3 separate regions of the Homo sapiens genome follow, and all the other regions are linked to region 2. A link is a contact called in ENCODE Hi-C data. All regions are on one chromosome and are shown on one strand. The core of a region is the stretch at or near the end of the contact, and the rest is flanking DNA. Distances in the headings are between cores, read along the strand shown.

What was found. A loop is a pair of places that touch in the nucleus more often than their neighbours do. Pooled maps may share reads with other maps.
Region 1: a loop to region 2 is called in a map with no recorded cell type, with 12 times the contacts of the local background. The contact joins two enhancer-like sites. A Hi-C loop is called at or near these places in 1 of 37 single-sample maps with no recorded cell type and 2 of 50 pooled maps.
Region 3: a loop to region 2 is called in a pooled map, with 4 times the contacts of the local background. The contact joins two enhancer-like sites. A Hi-C loop is called at or near these places in 4 of 50 pooled maps.

What each region holds. Positions count from the first base shown.
Region 1 is chr7:47,225,294-47,229,289 of GRCh38, reverse strand. No RefSeq gene overlaps it. Among named protein-coding and RNA genes, the nearest start is that of SNORD151, 240 kb to the left of the region's middle. Within about 2 kb of position 1,314, at least 2 of the 41 ENCODE cell types and tissues checked have a DNase peak (open chromatin) inside an H3K27ac peak, as active enhancers do.
Region 2 is chr7:47,667,666-47,671,309 of GRCh38, reverse strand. No RefSeq gene overlaps it. Among named protein-coding and RNA genes, the nearest start is that of LINC02902, 14 kb to the right of the region's middle. Within about 2 kb of position 1,674, at least 19 of the 41 ENCODE cell types and tissues checked have a DNase peak (open chromatin) inside an H3K27ac peak, as active enhancers do.
Region 3 is chr7:47,989,692-47,993,352 of GRCh38, reverse strand. The region is part of intron 8 of SUN3 (Sad1 and UNC84 domain containing 3); the gene reads left to right. Among named protein-coding and RNA genes, the nearest start is that of HUS1, 12 kb to the right of the region's middle. RefSeq lists enhancers at 1,179-1,408, 2,594-3,434, 3,435-3,661. Within about 2 kb of position 1,437, at least 25 of the 41 ENCODE cell types and tissues checked have a DNase peak (open chromatin) inside an H3K27ac peak, as active enhancers do.

The DNA of each region.
Region 1 (3,996 bases), core at 65-2,564, 440 kb after region 2:
GTCCTTTGTCAGATATATGACTTGCAAGTATTTTCTTTCATTCTCTGGCTTATCACTTTTATGTTCTTAACAGTGTCTTTTGAATCATAAAAGGTAAAATTTTGATAAAATCCAACTTAGTAATTTTTCTTTTGTGGGTCTTGCTTTCGGAGTCATATCTGATAACTCTTGGCCTAATCTAAGTTCACACAATATTTTTTTGTGTTTGATTCTAAAGGTTTTACACTTTACGTTTTCCATTTAGGCTTACGATCCATCATGAGTTAAGGAGTTGAGGAGGAGGGAGGCTGATCAGAGGAGGAGGAAGGCAGGACTGGAGGAGGATGGAGGCAGGTTTGGAGGGAGACGGGGTTGGAGGTGGAGGGAAGCAAGGTTGGAGGGAGGCGGGGTTGTAGGTGGAGGTGGGCGGGGCTGGAGGAGGAGAGAGGTGGGGCCGGAGGAGGAGGGAGGCGGGTTTGGAGGTGGAGGGAGGCGGGGTTGGAGGTGGAGGGAAGGGAGGTTGCAGGAGGAGGGAGGCGAGGCTGGAGGAGAAGGGAGGCGAGGCTGCAGGTGGAGACATCTTGGAGCTGGGCAGGGCGGTGAAGGGTTCGGAGCAGGGAAGGATGGTCTGAGGGAACCGTTGCCCAGGCCCCTTTATTGGTCACTCTGGTAGCCATGGTTGGTGAGAGAGGGCAGTGAGCCCCTCAGACATGTCTGTGTTCCAGCCACTGAACAAGTGATTGACAGGAGAAATACACAGGAAGGATTTTTGAAAGTGCTTCTTTGAAAAGGCTTATTGTTATAACTGTTAATTCTAATGAACAATTCTTGTTATTGATCTTATTACAAAGGTACTACAAGCAAACTAAAAGAAAAACTCAGAAAATACAGAAAAGTAAAAAGATCCCTTGTAAATTACTAGTCAGATTATTTATGAATATTGGTGTATATACATTATATATATAATATTTCTTATATATTATGTATTTTTCTCTCTGAATTCAAATATTTTAAGTAATTGTGATAACATATACATAATGTTTACCATGGTAGCCCGTTTTAAGCGTGTGGTTCAATGGTATTAAGGACGTTCCCACTGTTGTGCAGCCATCACCACCATCCAACTCCAGAACTCCTTTGTGACCTGACACAGGGCCGAGGGTACTGCCCTCCATTGCTCTGGATCTCAGGAGACCCAGTTCCAGCTGCAAACAGCCGGCCTCTGGGGCTCTGTGGGTGATGAGTCACTTAGCCCACAGGACCCTGGAAACACCCTCCTCAGCAGTCTCCTGGGAGACAGAGGCTCTCTCAGAGCCTGTGTCCCTGCCGGGAATGAGTGTTTCTCACCAGGAGGCAGGCCAGGGGACAGTTGTGGTTGGGTTATTTATTGCCATGACAGTTGAGCAGCGGCTGTGTATTCTCCAGGAGACATCCCCTGACTAGCGAAGGCCAGGGGCTCCGTGGCCTTGCCAACTTTCTGCCCTTGTTGGTATGGGACTCAGAGTTGCAGTGGGGCAGCAGGGAAGGGCTTCTCAGGATGATGAGGGCAGAGTTCATCTGTTCATCTCTTTTCCAGCTCCCTCCATCTCCCCGTAGGAGAAACAGCAGTGGGGGACCCTCCCCCGCAAGGAAAGAGGAAGCTGGAGGACTGGACTGGTGTGGAGCCAGGGCAATTCTGATCAGAGTATGGTGTCCTCTCTAGAATCGATCCCCCAGCTCAGGTCCTGAGGACATCTGGCAGGATCCTGGGAATGGGAGGGTCATGAGGAGAAACTGAGAATGTGTGTTCACAAACACTTTGCAAGACACAGGGGACCGTGCACCCATGTGTAACCTGGTGTGGAGAAGGAGGGCATTTCCTCTCCCTTCTGCAGGGATCAGGGCATGGGGTGGGGTCCCACAGCACCATCTTGGCACAAGCATGAGCTTTAGTGGATTCCCGTGTCCCATGGAGATGCCCTAGGAGGTGGGAAGGCCCAGCAGGACAGGGCAGCAGTGGCAGGAGGCAGCCCAGCAGCAGCTCTGGACATATCAGGAGGGCTCATTTATGGATTCTATTACAGGGTGTGGGGGAACTACAGTGAATTTCATCCTAAAGTCCTAGCACAAGAGAAGCAGAGAATGGAGGTGGTGCTTGGTGGCTGGCGAATTTGTAAGGAAGAATGCTGAAACACCCTACTGTGTTTCTGTGTGTACTGTGGTGTGGGTGTGCCTGGAGGAGGTGCTGGCTATTCTGTGGTTTCTCCGGGAAGAGTTAGGGACATACAGGTAATGCTGCTGGTATAGCCCTGTTTAATATCCCCAGGTTGGAGGTCTGGGAAACTTATGCTATTCTCCCAGCAAACCGGTGACGTAGGTCTTGCAGTGCCCACTTTGCAGATGGGGAAATGGAATCTAGGGGAAGTGACTTGCCCAGATGTGCATGGCTGGTCAGAGGCAGAGCCAAGGCTTGCCTTCACAGCTGTTCACTCTTGAGTTCACATTGTTCTACTCAGCAGAGCCCGTTTGTGTTTATTATGTGTATTGGCAGGTTCCTGAAAGGAGCGGCCTAATTCTCAGTTAATTGAATATCACAATTTGATTTCTTGGCTAGAGGTGAGGGATGAGCCTTAATAGGGGACACCTGGATATACTAAACACAAACACCTTACTCAGCTCTGTTTTATTGTTTTATGCCACTTGCTAAGTAACATTTTTAAATTTATTTGTTGCTATTATTTACTTTGGGCAGGTTACTTCTTGGGCTGCAGTGGGGGGAAGCCAGAGTCCCGGAGTCAAGTGAATATAGGATTAGGATTTAGTTTTAAATCCAGATCTATAATTTTGAGCATTATTTAAAAACTATCAATCTCAAGCCAGACATAATGGCATGCACCTGTAGTGCCAGCTACTTGGGAGACTGAAGCGGGAGGATGGTTTGAGCCCAGGAGTTCCAGGCTGCAGTGAACTATGATTGTGCCACTGCACTCCAGCTTGGATGACAGAGCAAGACCCCATCTCTTAAAAAACAAAAACAAACAAACAAAAATAACTTAGCGATCTCAGTTTCTTTGCCTATAAAAGGAATATAACTGTGCCTCCCTGGTATTAATTAAATGAGAATAGTTATGAAAAATCAAATCACCTTGCCCTAAAGAAATATTCAACAATGTTTGGATCCCTTCTCCTTTTCTCTACACTACTCTCCTTGAAATATTTTCTAAACTTTGGAATTTCCCTTTTAACTTCCCCTTTCCTCATGAGATCTACTCTATCTAGTTCTCAGGTGGCTGCAGGAAGGCTGGACTTCCTGTCCTGAGGACATGGCCTAGTGGGAGAGGAAGTGGCATAGTGAGGACTCTAACCCAGTCTTGACATGAGAATGACTGGGTTAGAGTCCAAGTTCTGCTATGGCCTGTGGTGTCTTTGGCCCTGGAAAGTCTGAATGCAGCAAAAAACCACCCAGCAGATACAGGAACAAAGCTGCCCCTCCACGGCCACACCCACCAGGGGCTGAGATAAGCATCTGCTAAGTTATAAGACAGAGGATGAATTTTAAGTCTTAAATGGGGAGAGGAAAGTCAAGCTGCAGGGCCAGGGATCAGCTTAGAAGATGAAGTCTACCATTGGGCTCAGCTGGAGAAGACTGGAGCTGCAGTGACTCAAGATTTATACATCTTCATCAGGGATGGGTGAGCATCTGAGGTTGTGACTTGTCCCAGCTTCCACGGAGGGAAATACAGCTTTTACCCAAAGCCCTATAAGTTGCATGTTGTTCTTCTTGCATCATTCAGGAATGACGAAAGCACCAAGATGAAACTCTGCTCATAAGAAATAAAGTAACAAAAGACACCCAGATTGGGAAGAAAGAAGCAAAATTCTATTTTCAGATGACATGATCTTTTATTGAGAAAATGTTAACACACACACACACACACACACACACACACACACACACACAGACACAGACACAAAGGCTATTAGAGCCAATAAGTGAGTTCAGCAAAGATGTAGGATACTAAACCAACACACAAAAGT
Region 2 (3,644 bases), core at 425-2,924:
TGCCCCCAACCTCTGGTACACAGAAGATGCTCAATAATGTCTGTAAGCTAAGCCCTTAGTAAGCCTGGTGAGGAGAGTGTTCATGTAAGCCCCATTTTGTAGAAGAGAGGACACGTAGATGGGTGAAGCCTGGGTTCCTGAGGAAGACGTTGGATTTTCCTCATTCCTAGGCAATGCATGCCTGTTGTGGAAAACTCAAAAAATATACTCAAGGAAGTTAAAAAATGTAAGCCCTACACAATCCCACCATCACCGCCAATGGGCTGCTGTTGTAACTTTCCAGATGCTGTGCTGTGACAGCCTTGAATTTGCATATTGCTAAAAGGAAGTGTCAAGTTTAGGCTAAGAAACAAATGAATGTCAAAAGTGGAAGCACAGAGCTTGAAGTTCAAGGTCAGCAGAGTCTCGCTGCAGGTGTCATCTGTGGGGAGCGAAGGCGTCTGGACCCAGCTGTGAATCCTGCTCAGTGCCCGCCTGGGCTGTACCTGCTTTGCAAACTGGCGCTCTCATATGCATGTTAACAAGCACACTGGGGCCCTCCCTGTTTTTACATATTTGTTTTTTTGTTTGTTTTGTTTTTTGGTTTTTTTTTTTTTTTTTTTTGAGGTAGAGTCTCACTCTGTCACCCAAGGTGGAGTGCAGTAGCGCGATCTCAGCTCACTGCAACCTCCACCTCCTGGGTTTAAGCATTTTCCCCTGCCTTGTGCCTCCCGAGTAGCTGGGATTACAGGCATGAACCACCACACCTGGCTAATTTTTTTGTATTTTTAGTAGGGACGGGGTTTCACCATGTTGGCCAGGCTGGTCTCAAACTCCTGACCTCAGGCAATCCACCTGCCTCGGCCTCCCAAAGTGCTGGGATTACAGGTGTGAGCCACCACACCCAGTCTTGTTTTTACATATTAAAAATACCCAATCTGGGCCTGGCCTGGTGTAAAAAAAAAAAAAAAAAAAAAAAAAGGATCTTTCCTGAGAACTTGTATTACTTCAGTATCACCCAGTCTCTGCCCACAGCCTCAGGGGAGAAGCTTTGAGCACAGGTTTTACAGAGCGTGAGAGACCCTTGGGCCTGGGAGAGCCTTGGGAAAGGAACATAAACTTGAAGGGAAAAAAGCAAGGCTCAGAAGTCAACACAAAGTGTGATAGCATTTCTAGAAAGTCCCACATAAGCCTGACTAAGCAATTTATTGTTTGGGGATACACGCATGTTACAACTTTTTTTTTTTTTTGAGAAAAGATCTCACTTTGTTGCCCAGGCTGGAGTACAGTGGCGAGATCATGGCTCACTGTAATCGCAACCTCCCGGACTTGAGCCGTCCTCCCACCTCAGCTTCCCCAGTAGCTGAGACCACAGGCATGCACCACCGTGGCCGGCTAATTGTTTTATTTTTATCTTTTAGTAGAGACAGGGTCTCTCTATGTTGCCCAGGCTGGTCTCAAACTCCTGGGCTCAAGCAGTCCTCCCTCGTTGGCCTTTCAAAGTGCTGAGATGACAGGTGTGAGCCACCGAGCCCGGCCAACAAGTTTTTTTAAGTGAAGGAAAACGAAAAACAAATTTCAGATTGGGGAACAGCTAGAGGCAGCCACAGGAACAACTTGCAGTGGGTGTTGGGCAGCAGGCTGAGTCACTCCCTGGCTCCACTGGGCTGTGTCATGTGCACACGCTTCATGTATGCCTTAAGTGACGTTCAAAAGAACACAATGCCACATGAAGCCTAACTCAGCAAGCCCTTTCTGTAAGAGGAGAAATAACTACCCCTGCTCTTGCCCACTTTCTTTCAACAGGGGCCAGCATCACCTGCTCCCCTCCCCCATCTCTATGTTCCATCTCTGGCAGCCTCTGCACAAAGGTGTCCTCCAGGAGGCCAGGTGGGCACCAAGGTTCTTGAAAAGAAAGGAAAGGGAAGCGCAGTGTTCCACAGCTGGTTCCCAAGAAAACAGCAAAACAACTGCGCACTCATTCTGAAGGACGGCAGACAAGACGGTTCCTCAACACATGAACTGGTTTTTCTTGATGAGTGATGGGTTTTTGACCCATTCCTGCTGCCCCTTCTGGGAAAACTGGGCAGCCCCAGGCTGTGTCAATGTCACCAGCTGAATTGTGTTACCCAAAATTCCAAGACTGAAGTCCTAACCAGAATCTCAGGATGTGACCTTCTTTGGAGATAGGGCCTTTACCAGGAAATTAAGGTAAAATGAGGCATTACGGTGGGCCTTAATCCAATGACTGGTGTCCTTATAACAAGAGGAGATTGGGACACAGGCTTACACACACATCCTTAGGGAAGAGGGAGGAGACAGCTATCTACCATCCGAGGAGAGATGCCTCAGGAGAAACCAAACCTGCCAACACCTTAGTCTCTGCCTTGCTGCCTCCAGGACTGCGAGGAAATTCATTTCTGAGGGTTCAGCCACCCAGCCTGCAGCACCTGCTATGACATCCTCGGAAAATGAAGACTGTGTGCCCTTTTTTCTACCTCCTGTGGTTCGAGGGCAGACCCAAGCCCGGGATAAAGCACGCTAGGTTTGGAATTCACTCCCACACTCCTTAAGATAGTTCCTACATAACCTTTGCTGAATTCCTCTAGCTTTCCATGCCTCTGTTTTCTCACTGGTAAAGTTGGGATCCTACGGCCTTCATCATGAAAGCTGTTAAGAAGATTGAGTTCATGTGAAGTTTAGAACAATGCCTGATACAGAGAAGCACTCAATAATGATGTTGGCTCCTACTACTATTTTTATTAGGAGACTTTTATTCATTAAGCAAGTATTTATTGAGCATCTGCTATGCCCTAGGGACAAACAGACCTAGATGACACTCATCTGGTTTAGTTGAATGGACCTAGCTGCAGGTACTACTTGGCCTGGAGGGGATCCGTCGGTATCCTCTTGGCTCCAGGAGCATCTCCTATTGCTGCACCCCAAGGGCCTGAATTGTTGCTGGTGTACATTAGGCACTCAACAACTGCACAGTGAAACAAAGCCAGAAGGCTGACCCCCATTGGCTCAGTCCAGCCCTTTCCTTGCTACTGCTCAGATAGAGCTTGGAGCCTCCCTCTTGCGCAGCTGGGCAAGGCCAGGGCAGCTCTCACTTTTCGGCAAACCCTGCCCCTTCCTCGGTCCCCAGGTTCAGTGGTCCCTGGAGCCCACTCCCTGATGTCCTCTTCCTCACACAAAGATCCTGAAAGGCAACCTTAATTCCCACAGCCTACTCCTGGCCTTTGCTACATTCATTCATCCATTTGACTCACTCTTTTTTTTTTTTTTTTTTTTTTTTTTGAGCTGGAGTCTCGCACTGTCGCCCAGGCTGGAGTGCAGTGGTGCAATCTCAGCTCACTGCAACCTCTGCCTCCCGGGTTCAAGTGATTCTCCTGCCTCAGCCTCCCGAGTAGCTGGGATTATAGGCGCCTGCCACCACACCCAGCTAACATTTTGTATTTTTGGTAGGGATGGGGTTTCACCATGCTGGCCAGGCTGGTCTCGAACTCCTGACCTCGTGATTCGCCCACCTCGGCCTCCCAAAGTGCTGAGATTACAGGCATGAGCCACTGCGCCTGGCCAACTCACCTTTTCTTTATGGAGAAAATGGGCTCTGTGTTTCGGCTGAGGGTCGGCTACATGCCTGCATGAACCAAGAGAGCGAG
Region 3 (3,661 bases), core at 188-2,687, 320 kb before region 2:
GTACAAGTTTTTGTGTGGACATGAGTTTTTGTTTTCCTTGGGTGTATACCTAAGACTGGAATTCCTAGATAGCATGGTAAATGTAGGTTTAACATTTGAGGCACTGCTAGAAGACTGTATTATCTTTTTGTTCAAGCAATACTCAATGTTTTCACAGTGACTATGTGAACAAAACAGCTCTCAGTTGAGCTATTTAGTGTACTTAAATACTACTTTCTTCCATTTTTTTAAATGTTTCTGAGTGTAATAATTGCTTTACATTTTTTTTTTCTTGAGACAGGGTCTCAGCTCTGTTGCCCAGGTTGGAGAACAATCACAGCTCACTGCAACTTCAAACTCGTGGGATTGTTTTTTAAATTTTTTAGTAGAGATAAGGGTCTTATTATGTTGCCCAGGCTGGTCTCAAACTCCAGGGCTCAGGATCCTCCCGCCTTGGCCTCCCACAGTGCTGGGATTACAGACGTGAGCCACTGGTGCCCAGCCTATTTTTCTTTAATTTGCTTAGTTTTCTGCATTCCTATTACTAAAACTTTCCCAAATTCTTCTTCAGAAGTACAAATATTCCCCCATTATGTTGATTCACATCAGATAACTTATAAATTTCTTCCTTTCTTTATTCCTTCCTTCACTTTCTTTTCATTTATTTTCTTTTTTTTTTCCCAAGATATCCCTCTGGCGCCCTCAGCATTTTGCTCCAGCCTTGTTAGGTAGGCCTGATGCACAACTGTTGTCGTGGGATTTCACTCATGCATCCTGAGGATTCAACTTACTGTCTAATTTATTATTTTTAAAAAGTGTTTCTTCTTTCCCTTTTCTGCTTTTTGTTCCACCTTCTGGAAGATCATATCAATTCACATTTTAACCCCTCTACGGAAATTTTCATTCCTGCTGTCATGATTATACTTTCTGAGACTTCTTGTTTCTATACATATTCCCTTTTTTAGAGCCTATATTTTTTTCTTTTATGAAGGCAGTACCTTCTCTTATGCTTCTGAATATATTAACTGTAGGCTTGTCTCATTTTCTTCTGCTCGCTTCCGGGTCTGGATTTCCTAGCCCCACTTTTCCCCCTTGCGGGTAGCGTCTCTCTGTTTCCTGTACAACACTTTTCTCCCATGTCTGTGATGCTTGTCACATGAATTGCTAGGCGGTGCAAAGCCGGCAGGAAGCTTTGCGCGCACGGTGGGGCTCATCCGTCGTGAGTTTGCAGCGGGAATCATCTGGTCGGGCCATTTCGTCGGGAGTCACAAGTGTGCTATCAGGAGAGCTGACCCTGAGAGGACTCCTGCAGTGCACAGGAGGTGCCAGCCTGGCCCACCACACCATGAGCTGCTGGGGAGAGGAGGGCCGCGGGGTCACCACTTTGTGCAGAGGCCATGCTCTTGTGGGCGGTTCTGGGGCGGCGCCGGCAGTGGTCTTAGAGATGGGAGGAAGAAGAGAGCCCTCTGCTGGGCCAGGCGGGGCTGGAGGGGCGTGGAGGCGTTGTAACTGCTTTTTGAAATGACTGTTAGCTAAGCCGCAGATTTGGGCTCCTTTCCCCCACACTCCCCCTCACGCTTTCACCCACACGCTCCCCACATGGACACCCTCCTCCGGCCTTCCTGGGAACCTGCCGCTTAAGTCCTGCGCTGCTGGGTCCACGTACAGCCCGAGTAGTTTGTGTTCTTTCTCTCCAGGCGCCATTTGGCCATCTTCACTTTTTGGTTTTTCTGTTTGTTTGTTTTGGGGTTTGTTTTGTTTTGTTTTGTTTTGTTTTTTGGTTTTACTGTCTACTCCCACTTTTGCCTTATATAGGTTTATGCCTTCAATTATGATCTTCCCATCTGGAGGAGGGCCCTGGGTTAAACAGCCTGCCTTATATGTCACCCAAATGCCTCTACATTCCATATCTGGAGTTTCAAAACAAAGGGCTGCTGTCCTTTCATAGAAGCCCACACCACCTGCAAGTGGTGTCTCTGAAAAGTTGAGTTTGAGCAGCTAAGTTCCATCTCAGAAAGGTGAACACGTTCATTATTTAGACAAATTATGGGTGAATCCCAAAGGCAGGAATCCTTTAGTAATAAAAACTGCTTCTCATCATTTTCTTCTACATTAAAGAATTTATGAACCAAGTAAAATTAAAACAAGGTGATAAAAGGACTGGGCGCAGTATCTGCTCCTGTGATCCCAGCTCCTTAAAAGGCTAAAGCAGGAGGATCACTGGAGCCCAGGAATTCGAGGCCAGCCTGGGCAGCATGGCCAGACCCCGTTTTTTTGGTTTGTTTTGTTTTGTTGTTTATTTGTTTTTTATTTTAACTTTTATTTTAGGTTCAGAGGTATATGTGCAGGTTTGTTATACAGGCGGTAAGTAGTAATACCCAACAGGTATTTCTCTGCTCCTCTCCCTCCTCCCACCCCCCACCCTCAAGTAGATCTCAGTGTCTGTTGCTCCGCTTTGTGTTCATGTGTTCTCATTATTTAGCTCCCACTTACAAGTGAGAACATAGAGTATTTGTTTTTCTGTTCCTGTGTTAGTTTGCTGTGGATAACGGCCTCCAGCTCCATCCATGTCCCTGCAAAGGACACGATCTTGTTCTTTTTTATGGCTGCATAGTATTCCATCAGATCCTGTTTCTTAAAAAAACCCAACAAGGTGATAAAGGAGGTAGAAATAAAACTAGCACTCCTGTCTTAAGCTAAAGAGAATATATGAGGCTTGAGTCATGTGTACATATGAAGGGGTGGCCTGCCCCTCCCCACCTGTGGGCGTTTCTCGTCAGGTGGAACGAGAGACTTGAGAAAAGAAAGAGACAAAGAGACAAAGTATAGAGAAAGAAGAGTGGGCCCAGGGGACCAGCGCTCAGCATACGGAGGACCCGCGCCGGCACCAGTCTCTGAGTTCCCTTAGTATTTATTGATCATTATGGGGTGTTTCTCGGAGAGGGGGGATGTGGCAGGACAATAGGGTAATAGTGGAGAGAGGGTCAGCAGGAAAACATGTGAACAAATGTCTCTGCATCATAAGGTAAAGAAAAAAGTGCTGTGCTTTTGATGTGCATATACATAAACATCTCAATGCCTTAAAGAGCAATATTGCTGCCAGCATGTCTTACCTCCAGCCCTAAGGCGGTTTTCTCCTATCTCAGGAGATGGGATATTCAATCGGGTTTTACACCGAGACATTCCATTGCCCAGGGACGAGCAGGAGACAGATGCCTTCCTCTGATCTCAGCTGCAAAGAGGCCTTCCTCTTTTACTGATCCTCCTCAGCACAGACCCTTTACGGGTGTCGGGCTGGGGGATGGTCAGGTCTTTCCCTTCCCGTGAGGCCATATTTCAGACTATCACATGGGGAGAAACCTTGGACAATACCTGGCTTTCCTAGACAGAGGTCCCTGCGGCCTTCCGCAGTGTTTTGTGTCCCTGGGTACTTGAGAGTAGGGAGTGGTGATGACTTAACAAGCATGCTGCCTTCAAGCATTTGTTTGACAAAGCACATCCTGCACAGCCCTTAATCCATTTAACCTTGAGTTGACACAGCACATGTTTCAGCCAGCACAGGGTTGGGGTAGGGTTACAAATTAACAGCATCTCAAGGTAGAAGAATTTTTCTTAGTACAGAACAAAATGGAGTCTCTTATGCCTACTTCTTTCTACGTAGAGACAGTAACAGTCTGATCTC